Regions from separate parts of the Mus musculus genome. Here all the other regions are linked to region 4. A link is a loop called in an ENCODE intact Hi-C map of the cell type or tissue named here. Cell type or tissue: left cerebral cortex. All regions are shown on one strand.

Region 1 (4,000 bases), 360 kb after region 4:
CCCCATTGAATTTTTCTCCTTTCTAAATTAATTATTTTATTTATTTACATCCCAGACATTGCCCCCCACCCCCAAATCCTGATCCCCTCCCAGAGCTCCTCACCCCATCCCCCATCCCGTTCGACTTTGAGATGGTGCCCTGCCCCAGGCATCCCCCTTCCCAGGGGCATCCCATTGGATTTTTCAAAACAGAAACTTCTGTCCCAGTGTCTATTAAAAGCTTAACTGGGTGACCTGCAATGACACAGTGACCAAGGGTTCTTGGAGTCTGAAGAGGGCAGAGGCCTGGTGCCTTCATTTTGGTTCACTGTCTCACTTTTTCAGTTGAGAGGGTTTTCTGGGTTTAGGATAGTTTGAAGGTTCATTCTTCCTGGAAACAGAATGTACACTGATCCCTTTCCTGGGGGCCTTCTTCATCTTCCCCATTTTTTCCTGTTTCCTTTTGGGGGATTTTTTTTGGGTGGGGGGTACAAGCAATTCGAAGCTTAGAGTGGGCTTACTGGAAAACACGATCTTTGTCTGTCTCTGTGTGGCTCAATCAATGGCCAAGGCAGCTTATTTTTGTCTTTTTTCAGTGTTTTGATTATTATAAACCTTTTGGTTCACTTTGATGAACTGAGAGGTATTTACCCCTGCCAAGTCCTCTAGCTTTTGGAGGTGTCTTTTGTTTCTGGATGTCCAGAGGTGATTGAGTGACAAGCTAAGCTTAATGTCCTAGCAGTTTATGGAACCTGTGGATCAAAATTATATATAATTTTGTAATTGTTTCAGAAATGCCCTGGGATATTCTTTTGGGCCCCAAAGAACCTGAGTAGTCTTAGACAAACTAGTGCGTTTTTGAGCTGCACCCTAGATTCCAGTTGTAAGGCACCAATGAAAAGTGTTCAGGGCCTGGGAACCTCATTGGTACTGGGGGTTGGGTTCCCAATCAGGCCTCTTGGATGGGAAATCTGTTTCAAAGGGGAGTGACTTTTCCACATCCATACCAGTTGCTGAAGAAAAAATCTCTCTCTCTCTCTCTCTCTCTCTCTCTCTCTCTCTCTCTCTCTCTCTCTCTCTCTCTCTCCTGCCTCTGTTGTTGTGATTATAAGAAGATAAAGGATATAAGGAGATATGTTCTGTGGTGAGGTATGAGGGAAAGGGGTGTCTCAGTGGGCCCATGCTGAGGCATCCCTTCTGCCTAAAGGACCGGCCACACCACAATGGTATAATATAGAATAGAGTTTATTTAGGGCATGGGGAGGGAAGTCAAGAAGGTAGTAGAGGCAGAGAAAGGCAGAGAGGAGAGAGGAGAGAAGTAGAGGCCAGCCATGGCCACATGGAGAGAGGGAGAAAGGGAATGGGGAGAGACTGGGAGCAAGGGGGTAAGAGAGACAAGAGAACAAAAGAGGGAGGAGGGGGGCAAGCAGCCCCTTTTATAGTGAGCCAGGCCTACCTGGGGGTGGAGTCCAGACAGAGTACCAACATCTGTCCCAATAAGTAAAGAGGCAGAAGTTGGTGACAGTCATATCAGGTAGTGGGTGTAGAGGATGGAGTCTAGGAGGGCATAGGGTTCAGGGGTGATCAGAAAGGGGGGAAGGGTCTAGGTCTTCCAGTTCCAGAAGCAGAGAAAGGATCACAGATCAGGAAAGAGTGATGTCCTCTGAAGTCATTGTCACTGCTCCAGGATGGAGCAACACCTTCTATAGTGGAAAAACAGGTCAGTGACAGGGAACCCAGCATCAGAGCGGAGCACCCTGCCCCCCACCCCTGGCAAGCGTACTCACTGAAGCCTCTGGTAGCTCAGGCCTTGGTTCAGCTTTCTGGCTAACACTGCAAGGGCCTAGGACATTCAGCAGATCCCCATCTTCTGGGCAGGAGTGGGAGTCTGGGCACCCAGGATCGGGCTGGGCTTGTGACCAAAGCAAGGGTATCCTGAACTGGGTGTCCTATGAATGCCCACCCCCACCCCCAACCCCACTGCATGCCCTGATGCCCCACCCCCTCACCCCCACCTTAGAGGCACTGGAGGAGGGGCAGCTGTGTGTGACTCCAGGAGCAGACTGAGATAACTAGAATTTTCCTGTCCTAGAGAGAAAGGGAGACTCCTCCTTTCCTTCCTTCCTTCCTTCCTTCCTTCCTTCCTTCCTTCCTTCCTTCCTTCCTCCCTCCCTCCCTCCCTCCCTCCCTCCCTCCCTTCCTTCCTCCCTCCATCTCTTCCTCACTCCTCCCCCTCTCCTTTTCTGTTGTAGACAAAAAAAAAAAAAAAAAAAAAAAAAAAAGACAGCTAACAACAATGTACACAGGATGCCACCTAGTGGCAGAATCCAGAGAAATCCGCAGAATTTTAAGCAAGTCACCCAACTTACTTTTGGGGAGAGGAGTCAAAATGGAAACACCAGCAACAAAATCAAGGAATTAAATAAAAAATTCCCTGGACCAAGCTTGCTCATCACCCGTTCACTCATTTATACAAGTGGCTGGCCATTCATTCAAGCAAAATCAAAGCCACATCTCTCATGAGAGGTAGAACCAAGATAGTAACTCCCAGTATAGCATTGGAGAATTGGGGAAGGATTTCCTGTTGAAGTTTTTATTCCCAAGCAGAAAAAAATTCCAGACCATAAGAGGGCTCCCTAAATGGGGATATCTTTCCATAATCTCAAGAAAGATCCCTTGGGCATATATTCCTTTTCCATAAGAAAGTGTCTCCCAGGAAAAGGGCCTATTCCTCTAAATTAGGGGGTTTCCTCCAGAGCCTAGCTAGCCCCTTTAATTAAAAGGCTCCCCATGGGCCTCAAACTCAACGTGGACTCAGTATACAGACTTACAACTGTGGAGTGTCAGAGGACTGTTTTAATGTCAGTGATACGGTAGTCACTCCAGACCTGTCGAGACTCAGTGAAAGAGCAGGGCCTTGGAGCATTTGCCAGGGTTGCCTTCCCTGCAGCCTCTCCCTGGCAGCAAAGGCCATGAGTGAGGCGAGTCCCACGGAGCATGCCATCAGTGAGGATGGAGCCTCCAAATGAAATGATCCATGCAAAGTATTTATTCATAACCACACTGATTAAGTCAATTAAAGCCCAAGCTGAGGGCACCAAGTGTGTGTTGTTAAAAGATAACAATTACATCAGTGTTTGAAGGGGGTCACATTAGTGAGGGGACTGGGGCAGCCTAATAACCTCTGCTTTTGTTGTAAAGTTCAGTAGTGTTTTCCATAATCCATTTTAGAACAAGGACATGGACAGTTACAAAAGTATTGTTAAGATGAAAGTGGCTGTTGGGAGATGAAAGGCTAAAAAGAAACAAGACAAAGACAAAATAAAATTAGGAGAGGATGGCATTACTTTAGTCATTTAAAACAAAATGGAGAGGCCCAGATGAAGGTGGAGGTTAAAGGGATGTTTGCATGCATGACAAGTCTTTTTCCTGTGGAGACACAACACACACACCTACTCACCACAGATAAGGAGTCCATGACAGACTAAAGTGTGAGTACTACCCAAGTTCAATTTGGTGAGCTAATAAGTTTAATTGGGGTTACTTACAAGAATGTGGGAACAACTGCACCACCAAAGCCAACCCCAGCATGAGTGACAGTTCATAAAAACATGGAACCTGGAGCATCCTGCATAGCCTGCAGGTAGCTCAATAGGTTGGAGAGTCTTTTCCAAGTGATTCAGTTGATCTATACCTCTTCCAGGCAGATCAGCTGGTCTCCGCTTTTTTCCCCTTGGTTTGTCTGTGAATGACCCTCAGACAGCTTTACTGCTTACTCTGGGAAGGAAGGAGGGACCTAGTGAATCTGGTCAGTTTCAGGGACTTCCTGAAACTATTTTGAGTTATTTGCCTTCTGCTTAAGGAGCTTCCCTGCAGAATAGAATGGTTCAATAGCCAAAGAAACTGCTACACAACAGACCACCCCTTCCTACAGCTCTTGGAGTCTTTCTGACCTCTCTTTCTGGAAGACCCCTGATCCCTGGAGGGGGTAACTATAGATATCCATCTATGTCATAGCTAC
Region 2 (4,000 bases), 140 kb after region 4:
TCTGGGAACCTGCCCTCAAATGTCCTCTTGACGTCACCCGAAAGATGGTGCCTTTGCGATTGCCGGACTTATCAGATGTGTTTCCACTGTCATGGACATAGCTATGGAGCTAACTACCCACTGAGCCTGAATCCTCATAGGTGTCTCTAAGCCTCAGATGCTCTTGGGGGACCCTACCACAGGACCCCATTACACTTGGCCATCTTACCCCCACCCCCATGTATTCTACCCATCACTTTCTAGCCTCCCCTTTGGCATCTCTGTGACAGCTCTGTCCTTTGGTCTCTTCTGGTGCTATCCTCTTCCCCCTCTCCCTTCTGGTATCCTAGCAGTCAGTGCCTGGGAACCATGGGGGCTGGCAAGTGGGAAGAAGCTGCTGAGAGCAGATTCCCAGGTCTGCCATAACAGCTCAGGGTCCAAATGGGCATATGTGTGCCTCCTGCAGACCAAATATCCATATTTTACTCCCACACTTTAAATATGTATAGATGCTGATGTGATGAACACTTATATCCCTTAAAAGTCATATAAATTATGGTGTATGAACATTGACCACCTCATGCACTTAGTAGACAACTACAGGGGATCAGAGAAGTTACACCATCAAGAAGGAAGGGGCCATAAAGCCCAAACAATAGAAGCCCCTGTTTATAATCTAACCTTCTCACTGTGATGGCTAAGGGAATCACTGGACTGTGTGGCCAAGCCATGGCAACACAAAGACCCAACCCAATGTGGCCTGCAACCCAAAGAGCTAGAACTGGCCGGCTGTTTCAGACCCTGCCAGAAGGAAGGGTGCTCCTACAGAATAGCATGGGCTTACAAACTGAGTTCAGCAAAAAAGAAAATCTTGTTTGTGGATCTCTGGCCTTGGCCACATGACCTGCATATTATGGCCTCCATAGCAGAACTCCTCCTAAATAGCAGCATGGCTCAGGCTACCACAGCTGTATGCTTATGAGACAGCTCTGCATTAGCACTTGGCTTTCCATGCAGGGTTCACTTTAGGTGAGAGTGATTAAGCTATACACAGATTAAGGCCATTATCTGGGGGAAGTAATTTCCTGATAAAAATGATGGGGCTAGCCTCTTCTTCCTCTCTTACTCGTGCTCTTCTGCTCTTCCGCCTTCCACGGTGGGACAACAGTGCTACTGGATGTGAAGAGCCTCCTGGTGCTCACAAGCTCATGTTTTAAAAGTTTGTTCCCTGTCTGCTGAATGATTTTAGGAGGCTATAGAAACTTTACAAAGTGGACCTAATACATCACTGAGTAAGGCCCTTTGGGATGTAGTACTCCTGGTTCCTTCATACCCAACCCCCTATCTCCCAATCACCAAGACGTAGAGAATGCACACTTTGCTGCCACAATGTTCTGCCCAAGTACAGGGGTCAAATGACCACAACTGAACCCCCTGAAAACATGAGTCATAGTAAACCTGGCCTCCCTTAGGTGTTTCTGCTAGGTCTGTGGTCAGAACCAGAAAAGCAGCTAACCACACATTAAGGCAACCCTTGCCAGGCACCAGGTCCTTGCCTTACACGTTAGATTTCTCAGCAGCTACAACTGTGGGGGGAAAAGAAATCTGGTTTGTTACTGTTTGCTTTTTGAGAGGCAGCCTCACTATTGTAGCTCTGGTTGTCCTAGAACTTATGTAGGTCAGGCAAGCTTTAGACTCACAAGAGAGTCTGCCTCCCAAGTGCTGGGATTAAAGGTGTGCACTGCCACACTCAGCCAAAATCTGTTCTTTATAAGTGACCCATCTTAGGTATTTTAACATAGAAATACAAAGGAGACAGGAGGCAAGATATTTCAACAGCTGTATCTGCATGCATTTTCAGTTTGTCAGCTTCATTTCTCACTAGAAGTAGGCACCTGGTTTCCCTCCTCCTGTGCTTCGATTACTATAACAGAATACCTGAGACAGGGTGATTATAAAGAAAATAAATTGACTTCTTACAGTTGCAGATGCTGAGAAATCCAGGGTCAAGGGGCCATGCTGGTTGAAGGCCTCCCTGCCACATCGTATGGTACGTGACAGTTTGATGGGGAAACAGAGAAAGCAAGCCAGAAAGGCCTTCTAAACAAGACTACTCCCCCAGTCACCCATCAACCCCAATGACTTTCCAACAAAGCATAAACATGACACTAGGCATTAAGTTCCTAACAGGTGAAATTCAGAGGATACTGTCAAGCCACAGCATTTCTATTAGTCTTTTGTGAGACTGCTCAGTCCTTTTGAGAGCCACAACCTAAGGTGCACGGAATGACCACATATTAGTCATGGGACTTCAGCCAAATGGCTGCCCTATCTGAGCATTAGCAAACTCATCTGTACTAGTGGATCATATCCTAGTCCACAGGGATACTGTACAGACAGGATTAATTACCATAGGCTACAATAAATCTAGCATAAATGCTGTGGCTCGTGTCACCAAGGCTATCTGCCTAATCTCCACCTCAGGCTCTTCTATACACCACTCCTGACTCTGGGGGGCAGCATAGGTGGCTCTTTATCTCAAGGCTAAATATAGCTGGCTCCTTTAGGCCTTTGCCTGCAATGTTTTCCAGGCCTCTCTCCAACTAGCCTCAAAAGGCCATCCTCACTGACAGGGTTTTGTTTTGATGCGGATGAGAACTCGCTCTGAGTGGAGAGATGCTCCCTTCAGAGCTTTCCCAAATGGAAGAAGTCGAATTGGGGATGTTGGTCAGATGGTAAAGTGTTTGCCTAGCATGCGCTGGAATTAAGTTCCCAGTGCCACACAAAGCCAGATATGGTAGCACATGCCTATGATTCAGGCCGTTGTAGGAAGGTCAGTCAGGTCAAAGTCATCTTCAGCCACATGAGAGTCTGTCTCCAAAAATATAAATAAAAAGCAAAGGAAGAGAGAGTGTGTGTGAAGGACAGGGAGTGGGGAAGGGGAAGAGACAGAGTGGATGGGGAGATTAACTTCAGAACAGCTACCGCTGGCTTGCCATCTGGACCTCTGCCCAATCATCAGAAGAAAACCTTCCAGGATTAACTAGGACCACTGTAGATGATCAATCTCCTTGCTCATAACTCCCATGATGGCTTCCTAAGAAACTGTGTCAGTCTCTGTATGAAATTTTAGTTTCAGCACTCAGTCTTGTATCAGCCTAGCCCCATTGCCCCAGCATGCCTCAGGCTACCAGGGTCAGACCCTGTACCATGGCTGCTACTCACTGTCCCCAACTGTAGACTGTGCACACACCCCTGTGATTCTGTCACCCCTGTCACAATGAACATAAAGATCTTAGACCATCTCTGCCCCTCTTCCTTAGCCTGGGACCTTGTACTCTCAGAGACCGTGCCTGACCATCTTCTCTATGCAGTATATGAATACTCTTCCTTGAACATCAGGTTGGAGAGATCTGTGGTTCAATTCCCTCATCTACAGAACAGAAAACCCAAATAAGCAGACTCTAGGATGGGGCCAGTGGGAGTATCTGAGCAAGAGTCTTGGGCTACCTGTTAGCCATAGCTAAAAAAGACGCTTCCAGGCCAGACAATGTTCGATTTACCTGGCTTATCGTTTCTCCTGAGATTCTTGTGGGGTATTAGTGATGTCCAGCCACGACCTCAACACAGTTGCCTAAGTTTGGCCAAAGCTCGTGGACCAAAATTGCACATCTGACTCTGGGTGTCTACCCAGAAGGCAGTGCAGCAACTGCCCTGGCATCTTCACAGCCCACGATCCTGCCGAAACTGTACCTAGGCCACAACAACTGATGTGGCTCTTCTTCAGCTCTGGGACTGACATATTTTACCAGCATTAACTTCGATCTGTTTTCTTTCTCCCCACTTTTCCGGCCCAATTCACGGGGATTACGTATCTTAACAAAAATAAATGTCAGATTTAGTTATTCCCCCAAGACCTGCTGAGGCTTCAGTCGTGCACACCCTCTCACGATCTTGTAATGAAAAGCCAAAGGAATGAGTTCCCCAGGTAGAAAAAAAGCTCCAGGTCCGTGTGTCCTGG
Region 3 (4,000 bases), 90 kb before region 4:
TCCATAATATTACAATAACCCCCAGGGATCTCAGGCAGAAGTGATTCCAGAGGAGGCGCATGGCATTGAGGTGGGACAGAGAGCAAAAGCAATGAACAGCCTCCAGCACCAAGCACGGGCCTAGCTGGAAGCAAGGGCTCAGGGAACAGAGGCCAGCTCAGAGGTCGCAGCTTCCTAACTTCATATCCCTGCACCTGTCAAACCCAGTGATAACCTGCCCATGATAGCCTATCACCCGGCCCCTGGCCACATGCCCAGGTTCTCCCAGCTGCATTTTCAATAATTCAACAATAGAGCTGACGTGTTTTCAGGTCCAAAATGAAAAACCAAAGCCCAGACTTGACCTGCTATAGTGACGCTAATTATTTGCTGTAATTTGGAACAAGTTTGGGCAAATCGTGGTTTCCTTGTTTGTCAAATGGCAGAAAAGGCCAGTACCTCCGAGTGACAACTTGTAAACATGGGTCTTCAAGCAAGCCCTAGCTAGCAGTCTTACCAGACGACCTTGGCCATCTTGACTGAGGCCTCCCTTCTCATTACCTGAATGAGCCTCAAGGCTTTGTGCATCCATCCATCCTCCCAGGGCCTCTGTTCTCATTCTAAATCACAGATCCGTGCTCCCTGCACTCATGACAAATGTCTGGTGTACCTTCCCTCTGAACAAATCCTAGTCCTTGCTGTCCGGAACCCATCCTTCTGCTTCCCAACTCTCCCTACAGAAATCCTGTCCCTCTAGAACTAAGGACAAAGCCATCAAAGCCCCTTAGGTAAAGCCAGACACCATCCCAACTCAGAGCAGGCTGTCCCAGAGTAGCCCATATCTCTGTGCAGATACCCTACACCCTGTCCCAGGCATGAGTGTGGACTTCTTAAGTAACTCCAGACAAATGGCTTCACCTTCTGATAACAGTGAAGCCTCGTGGCACCCCAGGGAAAAGGTAAAGGTTTTTCATCTTCATCTCCAACTTACAGATAAGCAAACTGAGACATGGAGTGGAATGGCTTCTCAAGGCCACCAGGCAGTGGGTACAGGAGGCTGAGGCTTTGGGGACCGAGCTTGGGTCTGGGAACCGTGGCAAGTGACCTTCTCCAAGTAGCTTTCAAGTCTGACATGCTGGGAATGAAGATCGGGTACGCAGTAAGTCATGGAGACCAACACAAGTCCCCACCCACCCACCCCCCTTCCTGACCTAGACAGCCAACACTACACGCCCACTCCACACTCCCCACTCCCACCACCCTCACACCTCAGGGGACTCTGGCCAACCCTGTGAGTCTCACCTGCTCTAGGCAGCCGGAGGAGGCAAATTAATGCAGGTGCCCAAAGCAGATACATGCAGCCAGCCAAGGGGTCCAAGGGCAGGAAGACAAGGGGGAGGGGTGGCCCGGAGGCCTTTCAACACCCTAAGCTGGCCCTGCCCCCTCCCAGGAGCCCATCCAGACAGGGCACTGCAATTTAGCACCCTTGGATGTGGCTTCTGGATTGGAGACAGCTGGTGGTAGCAGGTCTCCCACAGGTCATAGCACACGGCTCAAATGGGCCGCTTGGCTCTCGGGCCCGTGGCCATGGCTGCGCTGGTGGGTCTTGAGCGAACCCTCACGCGCGAAGCTCTTGCCGCAGCGAGGGCAGAAGTAGGGTCGCCGCTCCCCGAAGACACCGGGACGGCGCGGGTGCGGCGTGGGCATGCGCGCGTGGGTGCGCTGGTGGTTGAGCAGGAAGCGCGGCTCGCGGAAGCAGCGACCGCACTGCGCGCACTGGTGCGGCTTCTCGCCGCTGTGGATGCGCTGGTGCGTGAGCAGATTCTGCTTGAGGCTGAAGCAGCGGCCGCACTCGGGGCAGGCGAAGGGCCGCTCGCCGGTGTGCGTGCGCTGGTGCACCTCCAGGTTGTGTTTGACGCTGAAGGCCTTGCCGCACTCGGGACACACGAAGGCGGCTGCGCGGCCAGCCCCCACGTGCGCCTTCTGGTGCCGCACCAGGCTGGGCTGCTGGGAGAAGGTCTGCCCGCACAGTGGGCAGCGGTGGCACTGTTCCTCCGCCGGGTGGTGGATAACCAGGCCTTGATCGTCCCCCAGACCCTCCTCCCCGTCCCCTGTAGGGGACCCTCCCCTGGAGGACACCAGCTCTGTCATGGGCACTTCCAGATGCAATCACCAGCTCCTGGAGAAGCAGAAGCGGAGAGAGGGATCAAGGAAGACCCCAGGGTCAGCCATTCTCCAGCCTGAGGAAACACTCACTTCCTACAACCTCCACTGTTTGCCCAGCTAGTTTTGCTTTGTTTTGACTCATCACAGTCTGTCATCCCCGGCTCCTCTCAAGAGCCACCTCCTTCTACAAGTCTCCCCTGACTTCTCCAGCATACTCTTGCAGTCCACTGCCCAGCTTTGTGACCTTTATCGTCACCCTGGAATAACCTCAAGAACAGAGAGCTACCTTCTGTGACAAGGCACATCAAGCCCTGTGCCTTTGACATAAAAGACACAGGCTAAAAACTGCTGGAACTCCCAGGAGCAGATTCTCTAGTCAGATGCCCAAGCATAGGCGGTGACCCAAAACCTTCAGGAAGGAAGGTCACCAATGGCTTAAAGCAGGAAGTAAAATACCTCCCCCCCACCTCACCACCACCACCACACACCCCCACCCGGGGAAAGTTGAAGGTGACCCCTCCCCGGGTTAACCATTAAAAGTAGTCCCACTGTTTAATAAGATGAATCATACATTTGAAAAGCTGCAGATCACTGAACCAAAGCAAGAGCTCCCAAGGAGACAAGCCTGGTCCAAAGGCTGACCACCACACTCATCACCCCAGCACTGGGCTCCCATCATGCCTGGTGTAAAGATTGTCTTCCCAGGCCACTAGGCCTCTCTGAAATAGTTCCCCACTACCCTCACAACATCCTTGAACAGGGAGAACAGCGTCCCTGAGCCCAGGTTTGTAAATGGAACAACTGAAGCTGGGAGAAACCAACATACTTGTCCAAGGTCACACAGCAAGGTGAGCCAGGACTAGGCCCTAAGTCTCCTGACTCACTGTTGAAATTGAAAATGTTTCACTATACTAGCGGCTCAGCAACTAAACATCCCTTGACACACACGCCTACCAATACCCCAGCCACCACAAACCCATTCATTCTCAAAGGGTCACGGCCCCTATAGGGCATGGTGACTTGCTATCACGCCCAAGCCTTGTAGAGCAACTGGGACCCACTCCATTCACTCCCCCCATCAGAAAAGCTTGATTAGGGTTCCCTTAAAACCTCCCTTCAGGTCATCTCCATACTTCCAGCCTCAGTCAATCAACCTGCAGGGTCAGGGTCTCAGAGACACCCTCTATCTTCCCCTACCTTCAGGCCAAGGTGGAATTGGCACTTAACCCTAGAGAAAAGGATTAGAACCCATTGCCCTGTGGCTCCACCCATAATCCCTCCCCAGACATCTGTGTTGGCATTAGCAAAGACAGACCCATCAAAGTCTTCTTGTCCAATCTGAGCATGGTCCTGTCATTGGGCAACCTCCCCACTTTCCCTACAGACCTCTGACCAGGGCCTGGAGGGTCTAAAGCCTTGGTTTTCTGTCCCTCCCCCAAGTTCCTCCATCAGGTGCCCCACTCACATCCCAACCTGCTCCCCTTCTGCAGCCTGCAGCAGCTTTTTCCTCAAGAGTCTGAGCAGCCCAAGGAAAAAACAGTTAAGTCTCCCGCAGCGCTGCGCCCTTCTTCCCCGCCCCCCATAAAGCCGAAAAGCCTCCTGCCGCGCTGGTCTGGTCAAACCCCTGCCTTAATTCCAAAAGCTCACCCCACCCAGCGAGACTCTCACAGCCTTGTTAACTCAGGGGTCCGAGAAATGTGACAAGCTGTGCATCGCAACCCCACCCCTAGGAACATAAATAGGCCGCCACCCAGCTTCCGCAGCCCACCTTGTTGAGCTGCCAACCCCATCTCCTGGAGGAACGCATGCAATCGACCCACCCGGTGCCCGCAGCGCCCCCCGCGAGACCGCGGGA
Region 4 (4,000 bases):
TAGTACCCCAGAAACGTCACCTTTGTCTATCCCCCAACCTCAACTCCAAATCTCTTCAATGGTACTGGGATCTGCCCCACCACAACCCAATGAAGAGTGGCAAAAAGGGTTGTACCCCAACTGACAGGTACTAGGGAGTGGGCGATCTTATCTACAGAGGGAGAGGAAAGTGACTAGAACATTCCAAAGACACACTACCTCCCTCCCATGCCAAGTGATTTCCCTGCTGCTAAAGGCTAAACATGGAGGCTTTGATCCTGACTGTGCCGGGTTTTTGGTGTGACTGCTTCTTTAAGACATCAGCACCTCCAGGAATGTCACATCTACAAGTGTCAGAGACTAAATGGATATCATTCACTTCAGAGCTGGAGGAGGCCTGTGACCCTGACCCAATATTTCAACACGGTGGAGACAGAGTTAAAAAGCCTAGAGATTTTGGGCCACATGTCCCTTCTCCACAAAGACTCAAGTCCTTTCTGGTACTGGGCTGAGTCCTGCCTTCTGCTCCCTGGATGAAAATAGATAACAGCAGGTCCAGCTCCTTGACCGGGATCTGCTTGGAAGAAAGAGGGAAGTGCCAAGTGTGGGAATTTAAGCTCAGGTAAGCTCCCACTGTGGCCTGACTGAGCACGGGGCTTGCCCAACATGGAGGGCCGCTAATAGCTGGGAACACAGGGGAAACTGAGACCAGAAACTGAAACCAGGTTGGCTCTGGGGGTTATGGATTCCACAGCATGATGGCAGGGCGAGCACAGGATGGTCATACAGATGGGTGGGGCCAGAGGGAATGCAGGGTCTCCAGGGACATCAAGGCTGGGCCATTCACCCTTCACAGCAGGGCATCTGAAAAGCACACACCATTAAGAATTACCACTGAGACAACCTTCTCCTCCCCCGCCCTGCCCCTGCCCTGACTCACCCCACAACCCCCCACCCCCACCCCGTTCCTTGGAAAGCTCCTCAGACTACTAGCATTGCCTTTCATTCCCCTTGCTAAATAAACTAATTCCTGAGTCCAAAGGAAGCCCCTGTGGTGGCCCTGACCCCCTTCCTCCCACCACAGGCCCCTCAGTTCACTCTCACGTCAGTCCTTCCCTTCAGTACCTGAGGCCAGAAGCCAGCTGATCACCCCAGGGGTCACTCCCACAGGAAACGCACGTACCAGATGGTCTCATTCTTCAGTTGTGGCCCAAACAGGGGGTTCAGTTGGGCCAAGATGGCGATGAGCCAGCTGCCAGGATAGCAGAGTGAGGGGGGTCCTGGACACAGAGGGACCCACCATACCCAACATACCAAGGGAGGACTCGGCTACTCTCTTTCAAAGAGCATGGCAGGGTCTGTGTCCTGGTTGGTACAGGGAATGGGTTCAGGATTTGTGAATTTTGATGTGAGTTTATTTTATTTTCTCTAAGTATATAATGTCCCTGAGCTGGGGCTGGACCCAGGGTGAGGGTGTCCTTGGGCCTTAAGAAGCCACTCCAGGGTGGTGAGATGGCTCAGCAGGTAAGAGCACACGACTGCTCTTCCAAAGGTCCTGAGTTCAAATCCCAGCAACCACATGGTGGCTCACAACCATCCGTAATGAGATCTGACTCCCTCTTCTGGTGTGTCTGAAGACAGCTACAGTGTACTTACATATAATAAATAAATAAATAAATCTTTAAAAAAAAAGAAGAAGCCACTCCAGCTCTGTCACACACACTCTGCTGCCCCCTAGTGGTTACACTGGCTCTATCACAAACACCCAGCACTTGTTAGCAGTATGATGCCCTGACTTCTGTATGACTGAGTCTAGAGTAGAGCATGAAAACTGTGTTTGAACAACCAATCTGGAGGATTCTGATGCCCAGTTAGGAGCAGATACTACTGAACTGGTCCACAACTCACGTACCTCACAGCTCAGCTGGGGGCACCACAAACTGCAACTGTCAACTGAGGCAAAATCAGACCCAACTAGTGGTCACCACAGCCCCCAGCTCCTGGGGAAGGCAATACTCACAAGAGGTAACAGCAGACAGCAGTAGCTACCAGCATGGTGATGATCACCCTGAAACAGCAAAGAAGGAAAAGCAGCATTGGTACACGGGGCCCTGTGTCAGCCCTCCTGGTGCTACCTGAACACCAGCATCTCCAGGATGCTGGGGTCCGCTCCAAGTAAGAATTACAAGATTGTCTACATCCAAACGGTGTTGTAAATCTCTTCCTTCTCCATCAGCAAACACCTCTCCATCTGTATGCTGGAGAAGGCTTGCCCACACTCCATCTGTGGCCACCCACCAGAGGATGGCCTCAAAATTCATCCAGCAACATCAAAGAAAACAAAAGACCACAGTACAAGGCAAGAAGCAAGGGCACAGCCACTGTTGACAGAGGCTGGGCTGTTATAGAAAAAGCAGGGGCTTTGGATCCACTCAGGAAATCAGAGAGACAGAGTCTTACAACACAGCTGAAGGGACAAGGAGCTCACCAAGACTTCCAGAAGAGATGACATGGAGAGTGATTACAAAGCAAGTCCAGTTTAAATCGTGTGTGTGTGTGTGTGTGTATACACATGTGTGCTGGCTTCCAAAAGCCAGAAAGGGCCTCAGATCTCCTGGAGCCATAGTTAAAACAGTTCTGAGTCTCTCAATATGGGTGCCAGATTCTGGTCCACTGGAAGCAGAAGGTGCTCTGTCCAGCAATCACTTTCACATTTGTAGGAATAAAGGCGATGCCCATCCGTCTATGCCTCCAGTTTAGGCTAAGTCTAATCCATGACAGAGCCTAAGCACTTCAAGGTGGTGCTGAACGGATTAGTGCCCCAGCCCTCCCTTAACACTACAAGGCAGCTGGGACCACTCCTGGCTGTGCAGTGGATTGTCAGTGCTGAGAAAATGGACAAAGGGCAAAGTGTGAGGCTTTCATGACTTGAGAGGCTAACAGGAGAAGGGGCTGGCATGTGGTGCAGAAAATCTGCTAGGAATCTTCCAAAAATGAAGGCAGCTAAAAACATCCAGTATACATACACAGCATGCCCAGGACATTGCTTAGGGCAGACCTCACACCAGCCCTACAAAGCAGGTGTTGCCAGAGCCCCTATTTTCCTCAGTGAAGAAATTGAGGCCTGGCATTTGCCCAATGTCACACAAGAATAAGCAAGGAGTGTCCATATGCAGCCTTTACCGACTGCATGGGTGTGGGTGACCTTTAGCCACCTGCTTGCCCTGACATCTGAATCTATCCGTTCACCCAGCCCTCTAGCCTGTTTCCTGGCTGCCCCAGCCCAGGTGCAGAGATCTGGAAGAAGTCATGTAGGGGCGTCTCTGTGAGGGCATGAATTGCAGGGTAGCAAGCTGGGAGCCCAGTGTTAATGGGTGAGCCCAGCTAGGGGACAGGGAAGCGTCTGCAGGGAATCGAGGCCTGCTCGCCTTTCTTACCCGCGGTTGGGTCCTTTGGGCACGAACCAGGGCCCAGCGATGCCGATGAGGCCCCAGAATGTGGTGAAGATGATGACAGGGAGGGCAAAGGAATGGGCTGTCATGGCTGGGTGCGCGATGCTCAGGTGGGGTATCAGATCGAACGGCAGACTCTAAGCAGGTGCAAGTCTCGGCAGAGGGCTGTGCGCATGCGCAACGGAATCTCAGCCGGGAAGGCCCTGGACCAAGCGAATCTGCGCTCGCGCATCCCTGAACATCGTCCGCTGGGATAGCTCGCCGCTATCACGCAGAACCAAGGGCGGGACTTCCGAGGAACCTTTCCTTTGATTGGCTGGGTCGGTTTGCTCCGATTTTGCAGGTGATTCTAGGCTTAGGTTTGCGCTTTCTTATTCTCGCTAGAAAGTGGCAGGTCACTTGCAGTGCTCGGGCAGCCCAAGGTGGCTGGGGACAGGATTGGAGGAGACCCTAACCAGAACGGAGGCTTTGTGGGGACCACAGGGGTTTCGACCAGAGGACTTCGTGGAGCTGAGAGGCCACAAACTTGGCCTGAGCTAAAGCCTCCCCTCAGCGAAGTGAAGCTTGCA
Region 5 (4,000 bases), 110 kb before region 4:
TAATTCCAGCTCTTGAAATCCAACCCAACACAGGGCAGACTGCCTTCCACAGTCTAAACTTATCACCCCCCCCCAAGCTATAATAGACCCCCCCCACACACACACACACCTCTGAAACATACCTCGGTCTTTCCCCCTGTCCTACTGATGCTTCACAGCTTCTGTGCTCTGCCTGGCTTCCTGCAGCTGCTCCTTGGTGGGATGAAGTCGCCATCTCTGCCCTCAGGTCAGTGGAAGCAAATCCTAAAGAGGGCCAAGAGCCACACAAGGAGAGTTAAAGATTTACCAGGCCACCCCAGTCTCCCTGGCAGGAGGATTTCCAAATGTTTCTAGGAAGAAAGAGGTTTCTAGAAGCATGTCTTACATCAGTAGAGCCTGAGAAGGAGCTCAGAGCACATAGGATGAACACGGAAGGGGCTTAGGGAGGGGCCGGTGTGAACACAAAGGCACAGGTCTTCTGGAGATGCCCTTGGGTGCCACCATGTGGCTGTGGGAGCACAGTCATTCACACTGCTACAGACAAAGATGGTAACAGAAAGGCCTACTTGGGTCTTGTCCTAGTAAGCTTCAGCTATGAATGTAACACAGACCTAGAGTCATCTGGGTAGAAAAAAAAAAAAAACAAAAAAAACACGACTGAATGATTGCCTATAACAGACTGGCCTGTGGCCATGCCTGAGAGCCATTTTCTTAATTGCTGATTTATATTAGAGTCCGTCAGGGTGGCCTGTGTCATCCCTCGGCAGGTGGCCCGAGCTGTGTAAGAAAGGCAGCTGAGCAAGCCAGAGGGAAAGGTAAGCAGCATTCCTTCATGGTCTCGGCTTTAGCTCCTGTCTCCAGGTTCCTGCCTGGAGCTCCTGCCCTGGCCTCTCTCCTGCAGATTATCACTTGTAGACTGAAATCAACCTTTTCCTCCTCAAGTTGCTTTTGGTCTTGATGTTTATCGCAGCAACAGAAAAGCAAACTAGATCAGGTCTATTCTTTGCAAAGACCAAAATCGGAAGTTTTTGATGAAGTCAGTTTGGGAGTAAAACCCAGCAGACTTTCCTCTTGGCTCATCCCCACCACCGTCTCCCTCAGCCTGGACTGATCACACAATGTAGATAAAACTACAAAGGAACCATTTGCTTTCTCCCAGAATAAAGTGCTCCCTCATAGATGAGAAAAAGCTTTCCCCCAGCTAGCAAAACACAGAAATGTTTGAACCTGAGTTTTCATATGACTCACAGAACTCACTGTGTCCCAGCGACCTAATCTGATCTGTACTTCCTAAGCAAGGGGCACACTGAGAACAGCATGGTTTCCTTGTTAGAAGTCTAAAGTGACGTGTGCTTATGCTATAAGGATCCTGAAGGATTTGGGGAACAGGGCACATACAGACTCATACACTGGCAAAGAAAACTGCCCTATCCCCCTCCCCCTCCCATTCACTCACCTCACCTTAATAAAGAAGGTCCACTCATAGAACAGTCCCCACCTCCCCTGGGCACCAGGTCAGTGCATAGAATACCATCTAATTAAAATGTTGAGGTGAAAACTATAGACTAGGATATACAGGTGCCTGTGAGGCTGAGCTAAGGGCTAGCAAGCTCTTGCTGCTCCAAAACTGAGAAGCCATGGACTTGGGGGCGGGTCGGGGGGAAGGGCAGGCGTCCTAAATGAAATAATAAGCTTTGGAAGAGTGCTTAAAGTGAAATTAAAGCTTCTCACAACTTCTTCGTGACTTAGCAGGTCGACGATTGGTTTGCTGAATGATTTTGCTCTGCGGCCTTTCTGGTTTGGCTCTAAGGAAGGATGGGGTCTCCTGCCCTCTAGTGGCCGTGTGTAACGACACATGGAGCAAATGAGAACCTGAAAGGTCCCTGCTGACTCTCCTAGCTCTCAGTAGGGACAGGACAAAGTGGGACTATAAACTAACAGAAATTGCATAAGGAGAAAGATGCGGTCATGCAAGGAGGAGTCTACGACGGCCATGAATTGTGTTAGACACAGAGGCTAATCTGTGCGTCACGCACTTTAAGACCAGCACTTGGGAGGCAGAGGCAGGTGAAGCTCTGTGAGGTCCAGGCCAGCCGGAGCTACATAGTGAAACTATGTCTCCAAACACAAACAAAAAAGAAGAGGGAACATTTGCAAGGATCCCACAGTCTCAAGTCAGGGAAGCCGCGGAGCCTGCCACAGTGAAACTACCTATGGGGTGTGAGCACCGTGGTATGTTGGCGAGCCGTGGGAGCAAGGGAGAATATGTGCTGTGGAAACCCCCACTTCCCTTCTGCAGTTGACAGACAGTAGCGGAGGCTACATTTGATGGAACCTGTGAGTGAGGAGGATGATAGCGCACTGTAATCTGGAAGGGTCAGGAGCTACGTTTCCCCCTGGGAGGTTTCTCGCTTTTGGTGTGTGGTGTGAAGACATTCAGGGAAAGTTTTCTGGAGTGCTCTGAAGATCTCCTTTTCTGCCCGCTCCTGTTCCTGTCCTGGTGCTCAGTGCTGCTTTTGAGAATGGCAGGAGCAGAGCATGTGGCTATGATGTTCACCCTGACACTTTCCATTCTGCCAGGCTTTCTTATGCACCGGACCTACCAGAGGAAGTAAAGTTTTACTTTTCCAGAGTGGTGGCAAGTCCTCCTCCACCTCCTCCTCCTCCTCCTCCTCCTCCTCCTCCTCCTCCTTCTTCTTCTTCTTCTTCTTCTTCTTCTTCTTCTTCTTCTTCTCTCTCTCTCTCTCTCTCTCTCTCTCTCTCTCTCTCTCCTGATTTATGGCGAGTTTTGGTTTGTGAGCATCTTTTCTGGGTCAGTTCAGTATAACCAACTAGATAGCTTTAAGTGAAGACTGGGACCATTGCATCCCCGCGGTCAGGGAAGCTTCCTTTCCTTGGGGGAACCCAGAAAAAAGGTGCAACTTGAGTTAATGGGGTACAGTTGGCTCTTCTTTCCCTCCAAGTGCCAGCATTCAGGGTAAATGTTGGCCTCTGGTTGAACCCATAATGCAATGTGTGTCCTTTTATTCCCTATAACTGATCTCTAGAATTGGCCTATGTTTAGTCTCCAGACACTGATCTTAAAAAACTGCCAAGCCTCTCCCCCAGCATAAGTGAGCCCCACCTCTAGTTAACACTAACCAGTTCACTTCATTAACCTGTCAACAACCAACCCTTTGCCTTCGCCCAGCTGTTCTGAATACCTGGGTTAAGCTCTGTGTTGTCAAGGTACAAATTTTCTATCTTGATTCTGCTAAGCATATATGCTTATTAAATGTAGTCAACCTGTATGTTCTTTGGGTTTCTTCTTACATTGTTCAATAGTGTTCACCCCATGTAATTGCTTATATGTCGTTTGTGTGTGGGGGGGTTGCAGGGGCTAGCCTGTATCCATGACTGACTTGGGTTTTAAGTATCTATTTTACTTAGCATGTGGGAAGCACACATGAATACTGAGTTCAGAAGACAACCTGAAGGATTTGGTTCTCTCTTGCCACGTGGGCTCTGGGAATTGAACTCAGGTTGACAACAAAAATGCCTTAACCCACTGAGCCATCTTATCAGCCCTAATTTTATGTGCTTGTTATCAATATATATGTTCTGTATGCCATAGTAAAATATATGTTAAGTGGTATGATTTCATGATAAAGTTTCTCCACTCTCAAAAAGACTTTGATGCTAGTGGCCTATAAATATTCAAGAATGCATGACAATTTTCAGACAAGCTGGGCTGCCTAGCAGAGAGGTTCAGATTAACCAAGCCACCTGGAAGAGGCTGCAGGCTGGGCAGTAAGCTCCGGGTTCCAGTTTTCTCCAGCGGGTGGGCTTTGGGGATGCAGTTGTCTTTGAGTCACTTTTGATCCTGTAAGTAACCCCTTATCCATATGCCTATAAGCAATCCCAATAAAACTCACTGGTTCACCCAACTGGACTCTGGTGGCATCCTTGCTGTGGTCAGTTAGTCAGCTTCCTATGTGAAAGTAGATATTTGTCTCCCCAGAAGTGTCCCATGGCAGACAGT
Region 6 (4,000 bases), 230 kb before region 4:
CTTCACTGTGATGTAAGAGGCAGAGGCAGCCAGAGAAAGAAATGTCAGCATCCCAGGGTCGAATCAGCCCTCTGCAGTCATTTAAGACTAACTCACGGAGATGGAGAGATGGAGAGATGGCCGAGCAGCTAAGAACACTTTCTGGTCTTCCTAAGAAACCAAGTTTGGTTCCCAGACCCCACATCAGCTCACGGCCTTCTGCAGTTTCAGCTCCAGGGGACCTAATACCTTCTTCTGGCATGACCTTCACTCATGTGCACACACAATCACATATTCATACACACAGAAATAAAATAAACATTCTCCCAGCACTCCCACCAGCATTGCCAGCTGGTGACCTTGGCTATCTCTCGCTATGCTTTTACAGGCTTTGATTTGTCAAGTACGAGCGACCATTGCTCTCCTACCCTTTATTTTCCTCTTCTCATCCCTTTTCAACCCCCCTCTCTATTTCACCTCCTTTACTCTGATTCTTGCCCTGTCTCATCCCTTTTTATCCTCTGCTGAGTTTAAATTAATTAACTTTATTAAAAATAAGTTCTTAAAAATTCATTTAACCTATATTTTCTCTTTTATATGTATAAATGGTTTTGTCTGCAATGTATATGTGCACCGTGTGCTACAGTGCCTGCAGAGGCTAGAAGAAAATGTTGGGATGAGTTACAGATGGTTGTGAGTGCTGGGAATTGAACTCGAGTCTTCTGAAAGAGCAGCTGATGGTCTCAACTGCGGTTATCTCTCCATCCTCAGCAGTTTTAAATTTACAGAAAATCTGAGCAGAAAGTACAGAGGGGGCATGCTCTCCTTACCAGTTTCTCCTATCAGTAACATGTTGCATTAGTGGAGTATTGTTGCTGTCCATGGAATTGTATTCATGTATTTTATTAACTAAAGTGTGTAGCTTTACAGCAGGGGTCACTCATGGTGTTTGACATCCTGTGGGTCCTGACAAGTGGGTGATAACAGCAACCCACAGGTCAGATAGAATATCTCATTAGCATAGATTCCTCTGACTTCACTGTTCATTTCTCCCTCTACTTCCCCAAGTCCCTGACCACAGGTGATCTTCACAGTTGTCCTTTCCAGCATGCGACAGAGCTGTGGCTATACAGCACAGAGCCCTGCCAGATCAGCTTCTTTCACGTAGCAGCATGTATATACGTTCCCTCTGAGGCTCCATGTGTCCTGCTAACGCATCTCTTTGTAGTTCCCATTGCCCGGGTGTGTCACACCCACCTACTAAAGTGTATCTGAGTTGTCTCTGCATTTGGATGGGCTTTGTGAACAAATCTGCCATAGGCATTCGTGTTTGGACTCTCGTGTGGGTACAGCAGCATGGTTTTAAACAAGGTGATGAGAAAGGAGGGCTCTCTAGAGTAGCAAGTCAAAAGGAAAGCATTTGTTGAGGCTGAGAGGCGACGGTTAGCCTTCAGTGAGTAAGAACTTTTTATGTGCAAGCATGAGAACCTAAGTTGGAATCCCCAGCATCCAAATAAAAATCTGGGCATGACTGCTTGTGCCTGTAATCTCAGCATCGGGCGCAAAGTGGCAGGTCCTAGAGCTCCTGGCAGTCAACCTAGTAGAAATCAAGAATTCACTGAGAGATCCTATTTCAAGGCAATAGGGTATCGCAGTAATAGAAGACACCTTCAGTCAGTCTTCTGGCTTTCCTGTGTTCACTCAGGAGCATGTGCACGTGCGAGCTCAGGCACATCAAAAATAAACAAACAACTCCCCCAAACCACTGTTCAATATTTCCAGACTGGGCAAAACAGAACACAGCAAACCAGCAGGTAACCAGCAGGGGGCAGTGTTTGCAAGACGTCGACGCCAGTTCCCACTCCCTTCCTACAGTTTTGAGCCTCAGGCTCTTGTTCTCATTGGCTGCAGTCTGGCTTCCTTTCCTGCTGACCGTCCCTTCACAGCAGGATGCACCTTCCCTTTGGAGGCGTGGACCAGAAAGCTGCAGTGAGAAAAGGTTCCAAACAATCCCTGAGTTCTGTGAGGAAGAAATCACACTGCAGGAGCTGAGGTGGATTCAGGAACCCACAAGAGCATACATGTCAATTAAAACAACAAAACAAAACAACAGCCAGGCAGTGGTGGCTCACACCTTTAATCCCAGCACTTGGGAGGCAGAGGCAGGCAGATAGTTCTGAGTTCAAGGCCAGCCTGGTCTACAGACCGGGACAGCCAGGGCTACACAGAGAAACCCTGTCTCGAAAAAAACCAACAAACAAAACAAAACAAAAAGCTAAGGATATGAACATGCAGGTTATAGGAACAACATCTATATTCATTTCACCCAAATAGATCCCATATCCCACTCTCCTCCTTGAACATTCTTTTGTTTAAAAAAAAAAAAAAATCACCCAAACTTGGGATTGGAGGGATGGCTCAGTAGTTAAGGAGCCTTACAAGTGTTAATAGTTCCAGATCCAGGGGATCCAGCAGCCTCTCCTGGCTTCTGCAAGCACCAGGCATGTGCAGAGGGCACTTGCATACATGTAGGCAAAACACTCATACGCGGAAAAGAACAGCAAGTGAATAAAAAAGTGATCTGAACTCAAACACACGGCTAAGTGGAACTCCTCCAGGGAGGAGACCTGGCTCACTCCGGATCCTGAGTCCTGCAGGGCAGCAGGCAGAGGCACAGGGACTTGGGATTCCACTAAGTGCTGTTGCTTTGCCTAAACCATACTATAGACTGGGTAGCTAGCTTCATGGCTTCTGTGGAGACAAGGTCTGCCCAGGTGAGAAAACCTAAGCCTTGTTCTCCCATACTCTCCCTAGAAGCCAGGGTACCTTAGCCAGGCTCAAGCATGATAGCTATTGATCTGTCCAGTGGGCCCTGGAGAGAGCCACTTTAGGCTCAACTGCCACCTCAAATTCCATCTAAGAAGCTACCTCCGGATGGCAGAGGTAAACAGCAGAGCAGAAGAGATGCATGCTGTCTGCCTGGTGAGGAGGAGCAGAAGCTAGAGTCTTGGGTTGCCCATGCTTTTAGACTTCTAGATTCTCTTAGGCCCATAGAGAATACTTTGTACACAAACATCTCAGTGGTGTGGCCGATGAGGGTGGAGCAGGAAGCAGAACTTTTTTTTTTTTTTTAAATCAACCTTTTCCACTGGCTGCCTTCTTCAGTGGCCCTCAGAGCACCCCTTTTCAGAGAAACTCATGTACATCACCCTTTCCCACCCCTCAGGAGACACCGTCTTCCTCCCCCTGGAAGACAGATCTTGTGAGCTGGCCTTCACCTCTTGTAGCTCTTGTACTTTTACGAAAGACTACAAACCAATGTGAGAGGCTGCCTAGGCCTGGAAGGTAGCTCCACAGTGGCTATAGATCTTGAATGGAAAGATCCTCAGGAACTCACCAGGTAACAGGGATCTTGTGGTGTGTGTGTGTGTGTGTGTGTGTGTGTGTGTGTGTGTGTGTGGTGTTCTTCTATCCTGCTCACCCTTAAATCTACCAGTAACAATTAGTGTCAACCTGAAGGGAAAGACAACTGATCTTTTTTCATAGACTGTAGAGAAATTCCTGTTCCCCAGGGACTTTTAGTCTTGTCTGTGGAACATCAGTGAGTTTTCTCCCTCACAGAACAAGGCTAACACACCACTGAGGACTCAGGAGAGGTGGACTCTTAGACATTCTCCTTGCTTTCCAAGGGCGAAAGGGAGCAGACAAGCTTCTAAAGCAATTTCCCTAGAGCTGTCAGCCAGGCTTGTATTGAGTGTCTGGGAACCAGAGAGCAGCTGGAGGGGAACCAGTCTTTGGGACGGGGCATCAGACCGGGTTTTGTGAGCTGGGAAATTAGAGTTGTGGCAGGAAGATGGAACGTGGGCCCCATGGGTGATCTGAAGTTCATACACTACCCATCGTCCAGAAGGAACCCTAGCTGTCTGACTAGCATTCGCTTTATCCAGTCGGGGTCAGGACTCTATCAATGGATAAGAACAACCCCAGGCTCTTCCCCAGAGCCTTGGGTTCCTCGATGTTG
Region 7 (4,000 bases), 95 kb after region 4:
TACCTGCACCCATGAGCAGAAATGGTGGAAGTCTGGGGAGAGATCCACACCTAACGCCAGGAGGTTTTCTTACCCACGGACAACACTCCCCCGCCCCCGCCCAGCCCCGCCCCACCTCACCCCCTGCAGTTTCCATGCCTGTCCAGCGGTCTCAGTCGGGGACTTGGTTCCTTTTTCCCCATTTTCTACTTTGAGAGCCCTCTCTCTGCCCTCTTAGATTGGTTCTTAATCCTCAGTCTCCGCGGTGAGACTTGGATCGCGTCCTCCGGTCTGGGTGGATCCTGGTGGAGAGTTTTTTGACCGATTCTCCCAATCTCTGCTGGCCAGACAGTCTCCCGCGGGACCGCGGCGCTACCACTTACTCGGCTGCCACTGGCGATTTTAAAGACAGCCATACACACATTGCTCTCCTCCCCAAACACGCCCCCTCCTCTCCCTACTCCCCCCAACTCTTCACTACTACCACCACCACCCCGTTCCGCGCTCCACCTTTCTCCAGCTCCTCCCTCCTAGGCTGTGAGCACCCTCCCTTCTAGCCCGAGTGCCCTTCCTTCTAGCCTCTTCTTCTCCTTCCTCTCCCCTCTGCCCTTCCTCGGTCCTAAGCTCCCACTTTCCATCTCCACACTCCGGGCATCTTGCCCTCAGACCGTCACCTGCACCCAAGCCCATTAGTGCACCCTCCCGCGGCAGGTCTCTCGAAGACCCTCCGCTTTAGCCTGTGCCCCGGAGCAGTGTTCCCGCTTCCCGGGTTCCTCCCCCCGATCACCCGCAACGCTGCCCCACACCCTCTCCCTCCGCGTCTTTCCTTCCCCTCCCCGCGAAGTTTCAGGGCTGTCAGTCCCGGAGTCTTTCGGGCAGCCCGCACCCAAGCTGCAGGCAGCCGGCGCCATTGTGCAAACGGCCGCCCGGGACCGGAGGCCCGAGCGCCTGGGTCCCCGAAGCGGGCCGCGGCACGTAGCCGCAGGAGCCCGCCAGGTAAGGACACCCGAGACTCCCGGGCAGGCGTCTCCCCCGCCACCCAAACGGAGCTTTACAAGCCCTGCCGACCCACGGCAGGTGACAACCCCGAGGGAAGGGGCGCGCAGACGCGAGTGTGGGGGAGGGGGGGGGTCAGACCAGGAGGGAAGGGAGTCAGGAGGGAGGGTCCTGGCGCAGATGGGGAGACTAGGAAACTGGAGGGGAGGGCAAGGACTCGGGGAGGCCCGGTGGGAGCAGGTGGGAAGAGGGCGGGAGGGGCCTGCGGGGAGGATCCCCAGGAGCGGGAGTAGGGTTCCTCGGGATAGAGGAAGGGTCCAGTGCGAAAGGGCAGGAAACGGGCTCAGGGATGGGGCTGGTCGGGAGCGAAGGACGCTGACAGGTGAGCCTAGAGCAGGGCAGGGGGCCGGGACCCGGAGTGACTCCGGAGCTCTAACAGGGGCGGGGATTGGGGGGAGTCTAGTCAGAAGGAAAACTCCGGAGAGGGCGTGAAGTCAGTGGGGAGCAGAAATGGGCAAGGGGGCTGCTGAGAGGGAGGTGTGTTGGGAAGAAAGGGGTATGGGGAGGGGCAGAACGAGGGAGTAGGTCCAGAGAATGTGGGGTTAGCTTGGATTCCCCCCCCCAAGATGGGGGGCGTGAGACCTGGAAGCTAGGGAGCGGACTAGGAGGGGGAGGGGAAGAACAAGGCTGGGGACCGGGAGGGGAGAGAAGCGGAGCCGGAGCTTGCAGGGTAGGCAGAGGGGGAAGGGAGGCGGGGGCCGCTGAGGGGGGAAGGAGAGCAGCGGGAGGGAGGGAAGCAGAGGGGAGGCTGGTGTGGGGGAGGGGGAGGGAACTGAGGAGAGGAAAGAAGGAAAAGAAACCCGAGTGGGGGAGGAGAGGGGAGGGGCAAGCGGATGGGGGAGAGCAGCTGAGAAGGGGAGGGCGGGAGTGGGGGGGGGGAGGAAGGAAAAGAGGAGGGGGAAGGAAGGGAGGGAGTGTGCAGCCTGGGGAGGGGGTGGCGTGCGGAGAACTAGGCGGGCGGGCACAGGAGGAAGGGGGAGGGGAGCGCTGCCCAAGACTGCTGGTAGAGGAGGGTCGGGAGAGGCCGTAGCTGCTGAGGGCCGACTCGAAGGGGGCCCCTGGGGGTTGACCCGACGGGTGCGCGCAAGGGAGGAGCCAAAGGGGCGGGGCAAGAGGAGGAGCCCCAAAAGGCTGCCAGATTTGGTGGGGAGAGAGGGCGGAAGGCAGCGAGAGGGGAGGGGCAGAGGGAAGGCTGCCAGGGAAGGGGGAGGGGAGCCTGCTAAAGGAGGGGCAGAGAACCGGTTGGAAGTGGAGCTGAGAAGTGCAAAAATCGGGGAGTGTCCTGGCCTGGTGTGGGGGTTGTTCTCGCCCGGTTAGTCCTATGGGGGTTGTGAGTCTTTGAGGTAGGGGTTTAGGGAGAGGAAGTCAGAGTCATTTACTACCTCTGCAATAGCCCTTGTTCACCTCCTCCCACCCCCGTATCCCTAAAGTGTTACTGGTCCTCCAGGGCTGGCTCTCATTTCACTAGCTACTGCCCTAGGGGCTGAAGGGTCCACGTGTAGCTTCCCTCTCCCCATCTTGGTCCAGAGAATTAAGTGGTCCCTGTACTTACCCTGGCAAAGACACAGTGGGTGGTGAGTGACTGCTGATGGTTTGGGGACGGTTTTGAAGACTTGACAGGTGGGGACCAGGGCTGATATCCATTGCCAAGCAGAGTTTGCAGGAGGCTCCATGTGATTGGGTATTCATCTTCAGAGGCCTCTGTTCCCTCACCTGTGCCTAGGGCTTCACTTTGGAGTTCTTGGGGATAGCTGAGACCTAGCTGGAGGCCATCAGGAAGAATCTGAACAGGGCTGTCTTTTTAGGGTCTGTGGCCTGATCACCTAGGAGAGCCACTCCTGGTGGCCATGAGAGAGACCCTGGAGGCCCTGAACTCCTTGGGTGAGTGGGGGACAAAGGAACCAGGAGGGTGGGAGTTCCTAGGCATCCGAAGTGTAGCAGTGTCGTCCCTCAGGGGTATACAACCCTGAGCCCCAAACCATGGCAGCCTGGAGAAGCAGACATCTTTTTAGGTCACCATTATGTATCTCAGTGACCAGACCAGGATGATAATACTAGATTGTATGTGTGCATGGGATTCACAGAGAACTGGAAGCTAAAAGCAAGCAAGCAAGCAAACAAACAAACAAAACTCATTGCACTTACATATTTATTTATTGTGTTTATTATGTCTACCTCATGTGTGGAGGTGAGAGAACTTTTTTTTTTTTGAGTTATCTGCTACCATGTGGGTTTTGAACCAAATGCAGATCGTTAGGCACAGAGCAAGTACCTTTACCCACTGAGGCATCTCCCCCACCCAGCACTGGAATTCTTCTTCTTCTTTTTTTTTTTTTTTCCCTATTTCAAACTACCCAATTTCTTTTCTTTTTTCTCCCCTCGATTAAAAGGGCCGAGCTTAATACCTGGCCAGACTGCTGGGGAGCTTGGGCAGTCCTTTATCCATACAGACAAGAGGTACCTTTCTCCCCAGACCGGCTGGGAAAATGCCCCATCGCTGGTACCAGTTCAATACTAGAAGCTTCACTTGAACTCATCCCTCTGCCTATAACAGGATTCTCAGTGGGACAGCCAGAGATGGCTCCCCAGAGTGAGCCCAGGGATGGGTTCAGTAATGCCCAGGAGAAGATGTCATCCAGAGGAGAGAGCACACTGCACTCCTGCTCAGGTAAGTGGGTACCATGGAGTGTGGCTCTGGAGGGAATATTCCTTCTTCCACAAGCTATCTGTTAAGCACCTACTCTGCTGGAAGCTATTCCGGACAGTTGTAAAACCTTAGGCACTAAATAGACCTAGGTCCTTCCCTGCGAGGAACTTAATCTTAGAATGGGCAGCAGTCAGCCAACAAGAAATGTAAGCATGCTAAAAATTGTAAGCCACCGTAGAAGACAGAAAGTGCTATAGGGGTGATAACAGCACAGTGAGAGGGACCAAGTGGCTGCAGGTGGGCCGAGGCAGGAATGCC

Evidence for each region. Hi-C counts contacts between places; a loop is a spot of excess contacts. Peaks named below come from ENCODE experiments on the same cell type or tissue, not always from the same donor. Only the 100,000 strongest peaks of a DNase experiment are listed, where the experiment ranks them.
Region 1: a loop joins it to region 4, with 4 times the contacts of the local background. A loop is called at or near these places in 21 of 42 quality-filtered maps.
Region 2: it touches region 4 in a loop (3-fold over the local background); 2 of 42 quality-filtered maps call a loop at or near these places.
Region 3: it touches region 4 in a loop (3.0-fold over the local background); 23 of 42 quality-filtered maps call a loop at or near these places.
Region 5: a loop joins it to region 4, with 7 times the contacts of the local background. A loop is called at or near these places in 21 of 42 quality-filtered maps.
Region 6: it touches region 4 in a loop (3-fold over the local background); 11 of 42 quality-filtered maps call a loop at or near these places.
Region 7: a loop joins it to region 4, with 4 times the contacts of the local background. A loop is called at or near these places in 5 of 42 quality-filtered maps.

The regions. Positions count from the first base shown.
Region 1 is chr6:48,176,428-48,180,427 of GRCm38, reverse strand. All of the region lies in intron 1 of Gm16630 (predicted gene, 16630), which reads left to right. Among named protein-coding and RNA genes, the nearest start is that of n-TCgca8, 7.9 kb to the left of the region's middle. In left cerebral cortex, a CTCF peak has its summit at 2,325 (motif pointing left); a DNase peak (open chromatin) is centred at 2,306.
Region 2 is chr6:48,396,066-48,400,065 of GRCm38, reverse strand. All of the region lies in intron 1 of Krba1 (KRAB-A domain containing 1), which reads right to left. Among named protein-coding and RNA genes, the nearest start is that of Krba1, 2.5 kb to the right of the region's middle. In left cerebral cortex, a CTCF peak has its summit at 2,473; DNase peaks (open chromatin) are centred at 2,515 and 3,735; H3K4me3 peaks cover 623 bases; H3K27ac peaks cover 1,293 bases.
Region 3 is chr6:48,627,286-48,631,285 of GRCm38, reverse strand. It overlaps the pseudogene AI854703. Among named protein-coding and RNA genes, the nearest start is that of Gm38804, 15 kb to the right of the region's middle. In left cerebral cortex, no CTCF peak of the experiment used is centred here; DNase peaks (open chromatin) are centred at 2,237, 3,015, 3,484, 3,748 and 2 more places; H3K4me3 peaks cover 2,522 bases; H3K27ac peaks cover 2,570 bases.
Region 4 is chr6:48,537,271-48,541,270 of GRCm38, reverse strand. It overlaps Atp6v0e2 (ATPase, H+ transporting, lysosomal V0 subunit E2), which reads right to left and starts at 3,702. Exons shown (of 4, transcript NM_133764.3): 1 at 3,417-3,702; 2 at 2,000-2,047; 3 at 1,105-1,231; 4 at 1-843. The coding sequence starts at 3,520. The coding sequence ends at 1,138. 1700026J14Rik (RIKEN cDNA 1700026J14 gene) reads left to right here and starts at 3,797. Exons shown (of 2, transcript NR_130985.1): 1 at 3,797-4,000. In left cerebral cortex, CTCF peaks have their summits at 1,542, 1,742 (motif pointing left) and 3,629; DNase peaks (open chromatin) are centred at 1,275, 1,724, 2,239 and 3,663; H3K4me3 peaks cover 2,559 bases; H3K27ac peaks cover 2,039 bases.
Region 5 is chr6:48,643,650-48,647,649 of GRCm38, reverse strand. It overlaps Gimap8 (GTPase, IMAP family member 8), which reads right to left and starts at 416. Exons shown (of 6, transcript NM_001077410.1): 1 at 365-416; 2 at 123-243. The coding sequence starts at 214. In left cerebral cortex, CTCF peaks have their summits at 486 (motif pointing left) and 1,813 (motif pointing left); DNase peaks (open chromatin) are centred at 484 and 1,805.
Region 6 is chr6:48,770,021-48,774,020 of GRCm38, reverse strand. Gimap3 (GTPase, IMAP family member 3) reads left to right here and starts at 3,170. Exons shown (of 5, transcript NM_031247.3): 1 at 3,170-3,379. In left cerebral cortex, a CTCF peak has its summit at 1,799 (motif pointing right); a DNase peak (open chromatin) is centred at 1,826.
Region 7 is chr6:48,442,328-48,446,327 of GRCm38, reverse strand. Zfp467 (zinc finger protein 467) reads left to right here and starts at 503. Exons shown (of 5, transcript NM_020589.2): 1 at 503-975; 2 at 2,841-2,916; 3 at 3,590-3,703. The coding sequence starts at 2,883. It also overlaps a transcript of Sspo not described here. In left cerebral cortex, no CTCF peak of the experiment used is centred here; DNase peaks (open chromatin) are centred at 597, 750, 1,761 and 2,112; H3K4me3 peaks cover 2,673 bases; H3K27ac peaks cover 2,532 bases.